Linked DNA regions of Mus musculus: region 1 is linked to region 2. Evidence: chromatin loops called from intact Hi-C (ENCODE). Cell type or tissue: heart. All regions are shown on one strand. Links, peaks and the distances in the headings refer to the core of each region. The heading gives the core; the rest is flanking DNA.

Region 1 (4,925 bases), core at 656-4,655, 160 kb before region 2:
AGAGAGAGAGAGAGAGAGAGAAGAAGAAGAAGAAGAAGAAGAAGAAGAAGAAGAAGAAGAAGATGATGATGATGATGATTTTGCTAATGCTACCTACTTTATTCTTGACATGATTCGGTTCCTTTAAATATAGCAATATAGTCAGTCCTGGTACACAGACTGATAATCCTTGCTACTTGGGAAGCGGAGGCAGGGGGATTGTTGAATTCAAGGACTACCTGAGTTACAGAGCAAAGGCTAGTCTAAGCAGCTCAGTTAAGATCTTGTCTCAAAATACCAAATTGAAAGAAGACTAAGAGTGGAGGTCAGTGGGAGAAATCTTTGGGAAGCATGCGGAAGGCCCTGAAATCCAGGTCCCAGCCCTCCCCCCAAATAAGTAACTAACTACATACATGAATAAGTAAACAGGTCAATAAATGGGTAATTATGAGTGTTATTGGTTCTTATCCTGGGATAGGCACAGTGCTAAGTTCATTGGCAAACATCGTTTCCTTGCATCCTCATCAAAACCTTTGAGGAATGGGGTATCTTTATTGTTATTGATAGAGTTTTGAGACTGAGATTCAAGTAGGTAATCTGTTAAATTCGAGACTGTATAGCTGTTAAAAGATGAACTTGGAACTTGATCTCTTGGAGGCCGGATCCCAAGGCCTTGATTATAAAACCTCCCAAGAGTCCAGCTTTCCTGATAGGATAAAATAGTTTACCTTCATTAATTTTTTTTTGTGACTTCTTCAACATATGAGGTAGAGCCCACTGGTTCTGTGTTGGTGATGATATAGTTCCAGTTCCCTTTGTGATGGTGACTAAGGCTCTTTTCTTCGGCTCCTAAGCTCACTTGGGTAGAGCTAATGAGAACGAGGTGATGAGGTCCAGCCCCCATTGGCGTCTGTTCACTGGACTGAGATTCAAGGCCACGAAATTAACCTTTCACCTTAGCCAGCTGCCTCTCAAACACGTGCTGCTGCTAATCAGAGAGAATAAGGAGGGTATTGTAGCTAAAATGCTATAGCCCCCCAAGACCTTGACCAGCGGTTCAATGACATTAACTTTCCAAATCAAAACTAGTCATTATTGCCATTCAAATAAATAACTTTAAATGCCATCTACTTGGTGTGTGTGTGTTTGTGTGTGTGTGTTTATTTGTTTGTGTGAAAGGAGAGAGCATTGTCAAGTGAGTTTGTAAGTTCGACTTTTCTTTACCACAAGCCTTTTCTGAGTGTTAATATAATGTCTGTTGTATATCTGCTAGAAGGGTGTGTATAGTGTAGTAGCGTTTTTCAGAATTAATTTGACCCGAGGACCATCTTCCTTCACTACAACCCTTAGAAACATACTTTAAAAACCGGTGATCATGATGCATCCCTTTAATCCGAGAGCTCAGGAGGCAGAGAGCTCTGTGAGTTCAAGGCCATCCAGGTCTACAGAGTGAGTTCCAGAACAGCCAGGGATTTGCAGAGAGATCCTATTTCTAAAAGCCAAGGAAAGGACAGGACAGGACAGGACAGGACAGGACAGGACAGGAATGGAGCATACTGTATTTAGTGTGCCATTATACCTCAGTACTGATTCCAAGAGCTCCAGACTTTTCCACGATACCCAATCCAAGGATGCCCAAATTCTTTTTTACATAATGGCATAAGTATTTGCATATCACCATATGATCACTCATATATTTTAAATAATCTCAATCTGAATTTTATTATGCAAAAAAACCCAATGGTGATGTTCTGCATATTAATAGCTATTTAGAAAGCAATGACAAGCAAACAAACAACAACAGCAAAAGCCCCAAACTATATTTGGCAGCCATGATTTTCATTCTACACTGGATAATTCAGTCCCAAATCTGCAAATGTGGATGCGCAACTGTATTTGCTTTGTTCTAGTCTCATTGACTATCTGTGGTAGAGGTGTCTTTCACACTGGGGGAAAGTTATAAAGTTCAAATTTCTGTTATGTGTGTGTATCTTCTTCCTACAGCTTCTATCTTTACCACCTACGTGCTTCGTCATCTCTTGTTTAATTTTTTCTTTTTTTGTCTGCCCTAAGTTTTAGGCAGAATCCTATGGCTGGCCACAGTACACTTGCCAAGATTCTAAGATAAAGATACTTGCAGGGACTAGAACCCAGGTCTCCAAGCTCGGGCCCATTTCTCTTTCTGGCAGCCTTTGCTGCCTCCCAGTGGACAGAGCCCTTTCTGGGAGCAGGAATCTTGATTTGATTGTTCTCTGGAAGCCCTGTGCTAGGTGAGCTGTAATCACTTCCTGTCGTTGCTGTCCATTTATAAAGTGACCTTGTCTTAACTCTTTGAGAAAGATTAAACACCCCTCCCCCATAAATAGAGTCGAGCACATTATTAACCAACATTTAAAAGCACTACTTATGGGTTCTAAGAACAGACTGTAAAGTTGACTGTTCTAGAGACAGTAATCCCGTTGCTGGCAGGAGAAACCCTACGGGCTGAGTAGGTTCATGTGCTTCAACCTTGAAAAGAACTGTGTCCGGCCTTACCGCCTTACTGCGCATTTTTTCCCTCTCTCGTTTCTCTTTCGTTCTATAGGTCTAGTGCCGAATCTGATGATCTTATAATTTGGAAAAAGAAATGTAAGAGTGGGAGATAAATCTTCACTTTCTCTTTTCTCAAAAAAATTATACCCAAGTGAACAATCTTTACGCTCTCTCCTGCAGTACTACTTAGATGCTGCTCCAAAGAACAGTAGGGCTGCCAAATTCAGCTGGGGTTTTTAACTAAGCTCTGCTTCGGTGATCCTCTCCGTTGCCTGAAGAATTCATTATAAGGAAATAAACACATTAACAACTCTTTGGTCTTTTACATCTCTAATATTTATAAAGTGCCGAAGTCTGCTGAGGAGAGAGCAGGTGGTTCCCACCCGTCAGCTGAATAGGTGTTTGGTTATGTTACAAAACGAGGTGCCCCGATTAGCCTTGACTATAGATTGTATTGTCCTTCATCCATATCGAAAGCTACCTAGTTATGAATATTGAATGGCCTGGCTTTTAACACAAGGCACTTACCTTTTAATTGGCCATTGGTTTGTCTTTAGCTCCTAGATATCTCCACTGAGATTCAGATGGAGAGGTACCGAGCAGGATGGAGGGTAGGTAAAGGGTAAAATGACCAGGCATAATTAAATGGAAGCTGGCTAAGTTAGGGGTAGGCCAGAGCTAGAGAAAGAGGTGGATCCCTGGCACTCTGCATAGCTTTTGGTCTTACCGCCAGACTGTGCTTGGTACTGACCTCCCCCCAAAGCACGTTTTAACTCTCTCCCTGGCTTCGTACATATGCACACGTGTTGACTTCTAGCGGCCCAATCACCATCATGACTCCCGTGTTCCCAAACCCAGAGCCAAACAGCAGGCGGGGGCTTGGGGCTCTCACTGCACAAACTTGGCAGGGAGAAAACGACTGTTAAGTGAGAGCTAATTGGAAGCTGCCTGAACTGTACTCTCTCAGAGCTATTTACAATATCTTTTGGGCAGCAGCTTACTGGTTATTCGGCTCTTGGGGGAGTGAGTGTGGAGAATCAGAGGACAGTGTTCCAGGCGACAAGGCGGTGGCAGTTTGTGAGGCTCCTGACACATGGACTGTATTCAGTGTTCATCCTTGGTATGAATTCTCGGCTCTCCCTTTTGTGGAAAGAACAGGTCACTTCCTGTGTATGACACATCCCTTCCTATTCTCATGTAAGCCATGCCCTCCCTCTGGAGAGGCACTTAGGTGCCCATTCTTGGCCCATGTCATTCCTATAAGCAAAAGGACTACTGGAAGCTGTTCTATGGATATGATAGCTGTTCTGTGTTAAAACAAAACCAAACATTCTTACCTGGGATCCCAAAGTAGGGCAAGGGAGTTTTCTCAATTGGAAAAGTCATATTGTTGGGACCTGGGATGCCTCTGTGAGAGCTCTGTAGCACTGGGGCTGTTTGGCTTGTTCTGTGTTCGAATCTTTCCCTCCTACTCCACAGACATTGGTTTTAAGCTTCCCCCCATGCATCCATTTATAAGTGACAAGCCTCTCCCCTTCTTTCTTGAGTCAGGTTCTCACTGTATACCCTTGACTGGCCTGGAACTCATTATGTAGACTAGGCTGGCCTTGAACTCAGAAAGAAATATCCATCATCTCCTGTATTATCTGAGTGCTGGGATTATAGGCAACAATCACCACATGTAGCCAGGTCATTTTATAAAACATACGTGTGTGTGTGTGTGTGTGCGTGTGCAGGTGTGTACATGCCACAGGACATATGGCATATGTGGAGATTCGTAGATAGCCTTTAGAAATCAATTCTCTCCTTCCATAGTGGGATCCAGGAATCAAATACAGATGGTCAGGTTGACATAGCAAGTACTTTGACCCACTGAGCTATTTTCCCACCAGCCTGCAGGTCACTTCAAAATTGTCCTGTTTAGCTGCCGCTCCCAATCCATGAGGTAGACTAAGATCATCTTCTCCATCAGTAATTGCATTCTGGATCATCTCCATCATCCTTCCGTGTGCTGGGTTCAGAGCAGGGCAGGATGAGGGTGGACAGCGGGGAGAGAGCAGTAGGCTCCAAACAAGTAAAGCTGGGCAGGTTGAACCACTACCATGACTCAGAGATGTAGGGCCACTTCTCCTTCTCAGCAAGATGAGAACCAGCCTTACAAAAAACCCAACTTAAATAGAATATCACTATCTGTTTACAGATGTTGAATTTGTGGCCATCGTTACAGGGACACTGTTAAAGTTTACTTTTTGTTTCATTTCTAAAGTCAGAGCTTGTGGAATAAGAAAACGCATTGTTGCCTTAGGCAAACAGCTGCATTGAACTCTTTCTAAAACACCCAGTGTAAAAAGCCACACTGCGCAGACCCACTGTGTTTATTTGAAGAGGGTGTCCCAGAGGTGCTGCTTTGAGGC
Region 2 (4,925 bases), core at 510-4,509:
GCCGGCACCCATCCAGAAATGCAGGCGCCTGTTGCCCAGTGCATTCACTTTCTCTCTGCCAGCTGGCCCGGGGAGACTCGGTGTGCCAAGCAGGGAACGTGTGAATAGGATCCATCCATGCCCGCACATCCCCTGAGAAGTACAAGCCCTGTGACCAGAAGGGCCGAAAGCTAGCCCAGAGAAAAGAAGAACTTGCTGTGTCTCTAAAGAAAAATCCCTAAACAGAAATGCTCAAAATAGTAAAACCATCCCAAGAGTGTCCTGTGTTTTTGTTGTCATCCCCTGCCTTAGAAACTTCACCCACAGCTCCACGTGCTGTGGCTCTGAGCCAAGTGGGAAGAAATGACTGCACTTTCCAGGTCCTGGCTAGAGCGCCCTTTGAAAAATCAGTGCGGCCTTGATACCTTAAGAAACACTCCATAAAGATGCTTGCACTGAAATCCTTAAAGATCTTACTGTCTCGTTGCTGGAAGGAAGTTTACAAGTCCCTTTCTGATATCATATGCTGTTTATGCATACCTGATTGCTAATAAGCCAAGAAAAATATTGGAAGGATTGAAAGATATCTTGTCTTCACACCAAGTGGTATCACTTTAGGAGGCTTTTGACCCTGAACGAAGCCCTGTGTGATTCTAAGGGGACAATACTGAGTATCAGAGTGAGTCCCAGATTTATAGATTCTGTGCACTGGAACCCTCTGAAGAGGCCATTCTAGGCCAGCAGCCAGGAAGATTCCCGCTTGGTCCTCTAAGGTCTGAGTTCCGTCAGTACTGGGCTCTCTGGAGCCTATCCATCAACCGTTGTCTGGCAGCTGCCTGTAATGCTGGATTGTGAAACTGGGGGAATCAAATGGTTAATCATTTCCATTTACTTGATAGACGACTCTTTAAAATAACTCACCCAGACAGCTTTTCCATCAAAGACGGAAGAGGCTTGAGCACTTCGGGGGAAGAGCGCCTATAAGTACAACCCCAAGCTTCAGGCTACTAAGGAATGGAAGATGTGGGTCCCGACACTGTTTAGAAGAATCAGTTCATAGCACAGTCATTTTCCAGCTGGAGAAGTGTCCACCGGTTTGTGGATGGTTATGCCTGTAAGGAAATGACAGAACCTGAAAGGTCGGGGTGGAGGAGTAAGGGGTTGGGAAGGGGGGAGGTGTTCTACAAAGCTTAAAGCAGTTTGGTGTACTCTTAGGCCTCGGGGGAACCCTTCACAGATACCAGTCCTGTGCTTGGGTGACTCTCCCTCACACAGAGAGCCATTGCCTTAATGTCAGCATAGCATTGCTTGTTTAGAATGGCCACATATGAAAGGCAGATCTGAGTTTTGGGAAATGGGCACTGGAAGAGACGGGAGAGCAAACGTGTTCTCTCTGTACAACTTACAACCGGAGGGTGGGGCACGTGTCAGGAACCAGCTGTGGCAGGACACAGATGCCTAAGACGCCATAGTTCTACATCCTACTTGGCTGCTGTGCACAAGAGCGCTGAAAAGACCCGAAGAGGTGCATAATACATGATCCGGGAGATCATGGGAGATCACCATGTCACCACTGGCTTCCAGGAGCTCTCGATCTTGGTGGCAGGAGCCTGCCTTGTTTTAGCCAAGTTTCTGTACCTTTATAATCTGTAAGTGTGCTAGCAGAGCGTGTGCTTTCTGTCATCAGGTGACACAATTCAATGTGCACAAAGGGTCCCAGCGGATGAATGGTTTCACTTTCTAGAAGTACAAGGGCAGGTTACTTCTTTCTCCACTGGCTTCAGAGCTCTGCCTGGCTTGGGCTTGGCACCTTCTTCTGCCTTGGTACCTTGAAACCATGAAGAGACTTCCTCAAGCCTTCCCTAAGTCTTATGTCCCTTCTCCAACCATCTCTTTATCTTGCTCAGCTGAGCGAGTCTCAAGCTTCACTCCATAGCCTGAAACAATGCCTTCTGCTAATATGCCCTCCTCCCTGTCTGCCCACATTTGGGAATCTCAAATCGGAGTAGATCCCAATTCCCCAGCTCCATGGAGATGTTGGTAGCTATGGGACCCTTCTTTAAACAAGTCCTCGGTGGGGAGAGAGTGCCCTCTAGTGGGCATCAGCCAGGAGCGACTCTGGAGCTGTGTTGCTCAGCCAAGGACAAAACAATCCTTTGCACAGACCTCCCACTGGCTCTCTTGAATGTGCCTTTGGGTTTGGTTTGTTTTTCTCCTTGTGTGAAGAAAATAAATAAAGAATGAACAGCAGGAGGCCAGTTGTGAGGGCTGCTCCAATCAGGCTGTGACAGTCTCCTTATCGCTGGAGTTTTAGCACCGGATTAACCCTAGGGCAAGTGATAGCAGCTGATGTGACTTCAGGTGTTTTCTGAAGGCTGTGACAACCTCTGTATAAATCACTTACCTGTCGTGACTGGTCTCTGTCGTGATTGGAATGGGAGGCAGTGATTTGTGAGTAGGAAACCCCTTTAAGAATTATTAGCTAACAAGGATAAATATCTTGGTGTTATGTACAGCCAGTGGGGCTGTTGGGACCCTGTATGACCAGCATGCACAGGCAAGGGGACTCTTAAAGCTCAGTTTCAGGGAAAGCTGTTGGGCAGGAGAGGGAAAGGAAGGAGGGAGGGGGTGCTGGGCACCCATCAGGGAGGCGGGAACCTGATCATATGTGATGGCTGCAGGATTAGGTAACAGCTCGGCTGGTTGAAATTGGATCTTGGAGGACGAGTGTTAACATCTCTGGTGTCCCAGTGAAAGGTTCATTTGAGTCTTGCATGGTGCTAGAGAGATAAAAAGGAGCTTTTAAATAAGCATTTTGTATCCAGCTCACCAGAGTACTGACTTCAAGCCATAAATAGGAAGTGTCACTTCTGTTAGCCGTATCGCTTATTTCTTTAAAGCTGGCGGCATTTTTTTTTTAACTGACTAGCTGAACAATTTCCGGGTCAGTGAATCCAAATACCTCAGTTTGTTTGTTTTGTTGTTGTTGTTGTTGTACTAGTATCTTGAAATCTTGTCCTGGGAAGAAATACAGACCTGCAAGATTCTCTGCCTTTTTCAAACACACACGTGCACCCCAAGACCATCAGAGCAATCACCTCCTATGTACTATAGCACAACAAAGTGCTCCCCTATTTGTGCCTACTTCTTGCACATTGTCCAGTGTAGTTTACTTTCATGAGTAGAGTATAATTGAAATGGTGCAATGTGTGTGTGGACGGAGGACGGTTCTTCTGGGTTTCTTCTTCTTCTTCTTCTTCTTCTTCTTCTTCTTCTTCTTCTTCTTCTTCTTCTTCTTCTTCTTCTTCTTCTTCTTCTTTTCATTCTCTTATTTTCAAATCTCTGGTAGAACCTTTCTTTACATGTCTGTAAAGCAATTGTGATGAGTCTTGGCAAACCCAATCTCCTCTGAATGAGTATTCAATTAGAGCATTTACCATGTAAAAATTAAGCTCCTTTATTGTTGCCCACCCCACTTCTACCTGGGTAAATCTTTACCCACCCAGGAATCAGTGCATCCCAATGCACTGTCCGTGGAAACTTGCAGTCTGGGTAGGCAAGGACTGTTATACAATAGGCCACTACTGTCCTCTGCATTGCTCCTGCAGCACCCTGAGGGAGTTCCCTGCCTTATTGAAAATATCAAAAAAAAAAAAATCAAGGATAAGCACACTCTTCATTAGGTTGAGGAGAGTTGATAAAGAGGAACTTGGTTGTTTAAAAGCACCGAGGCACAGGCCTGACTGAAACCCAGAGAGGTAGAAAGAAAGAAATATCAGCCATATGGGAACCAGCAGTATGAACCTGTTCATGGTCACTTGCCTGAGTACCAGTCAGTCTATCTTTCTTCTTCCTCACAATTGCTTTTGCTGCATCTGGGAGTTTAGGAGGCCATCTTTGGCACCTGCTCTGTCGGAGGAGAGGAATACCTGACATTGCTTTGGGCAGGCATTGCCTGGGCGGGCAGCCGCCTACTGATGGGTAACATGTTCTTTTTGAATGTGCTGTCGTGGATGAGAAAGGATGATGGATATCTATCATCATGCCTTAGTGGCGGGCCATGTGCAAGGACCATAGGCTGCAGAGTCACCAGGAGACATCTTTGGTCGCATTACTGTCTTATTAAGCATCATGGGATTTTTTTTTTAATCCCAGGGAGTTTGATTTGGTTTCTTCTAAAGAAAGTACATTGGCTCTCTGAGTCAGAAGACTGGATTTAGAGACTGGTATAGTGAGACATATATTTATAATCCTAGCATACAGTAGAGGCCAAGTAGGGGTTTTATGAGCTTGAGGCCAGCATGGATGTGTATAGTAAGACCTTGTTGAATGAACAAATGAATGAATGAGGATTCAAATATCACCTCAGAATGGTATTAGATTGATCATCTTAAATAATCAATCTAAAACAACGTATTTCTAATAGCTCAGAGGTAATTTCTTTTTTAAAATTTGTGAAGGGCTCATAAATATCTTTTTGATAAAGTGATTAAAATTCACCAAGCAAAGAGTCACACCTATAAACCCTACAAGTGATACCTTCATACCTACCTACCTTGGATGTGATGACAGCCAGATTTAGAGACCCAATGTGTGGAAGGTTAGATGCTCAGTGTCTTCAGAGCCTGGCATGTAGGTCATGCAGGAAGTAGTGTTCCCATCTAGTCCCTATCGTAAGGAGCCTTTGTTGGTGTTGAGTTTGTCAGAGGATTTTGTAGATCTCAGTAAAAATGTGCATCATACAGAAGAGCATGGCTCTGTTGTTCATAGTCACTCCAAGGGCTGTTTCTATAGAAAGTTCTGAGCCTACCAAAATAAGATTTCATTGAGGGGGATCCTCCAAGTACATCAGCACAATTACTTCACCTTATAGTTATCCCCACTGTATCAACTCAATTTGTACGTGGAAAAACTTTGGTGTGAAAGGGAAAATCTAATAGCTACCG

Evidence for each region. A loop is a pair of places that touch in the nucleus more often than their neighbours do. Peaks named below come from ENCODE experiments on the same cell type or tissue, not always from the same donor. Only the 100,000 strongest peaks of a DNase experiment are listed, where the experiment ranks them.
Region 1: a loop joins it to region 2, with 3 times the contacts of the local background. A loop is called at or near these places in 6 of 42 quality-filtered maps.

Annotation. Positions count from the first base shown.
Region 1 is chr1:168,373,836-168,378,760 of GRCm38, reverse strand. All of the region lies in intron 2 of Pbx1 (pre B cell leukemia homeobox 1), which reads left to right. Gm51671 (a long non-coding RNA gene) reads right to left here. Exons shown (of 2, transcript XR_003948152.1): 2 at 1-4,925. Among named protein-coding and RNA genes, the nearest start is that of Gm51671, 30 kb to the right of the region's middle. In heart, for the core only: a CTCF peak has its summit at 2,187 (motif pointing left); a DNase peak (open chromatin) is centred at 3,370; H3K27ac peaks cover 550 bases.
Region 2 is chr1:168,211,479-168,216,403 of GRCm38, reverse strand. The region is part of intron 2 of Pbx1 (pre B cell leukemia homeobox 1); the gene reads left to right. Among named protein-coding and RNA genes, the nearest start is that of Gm51671, 130 kb to the left of the region's middle. In heart, for the core only: a CTCF peak has its summit at 2,071 (motif pointing left); a DNase peak (open chromatin) is centred at 2,073; H3K27ac peaks cover 1,543 bases.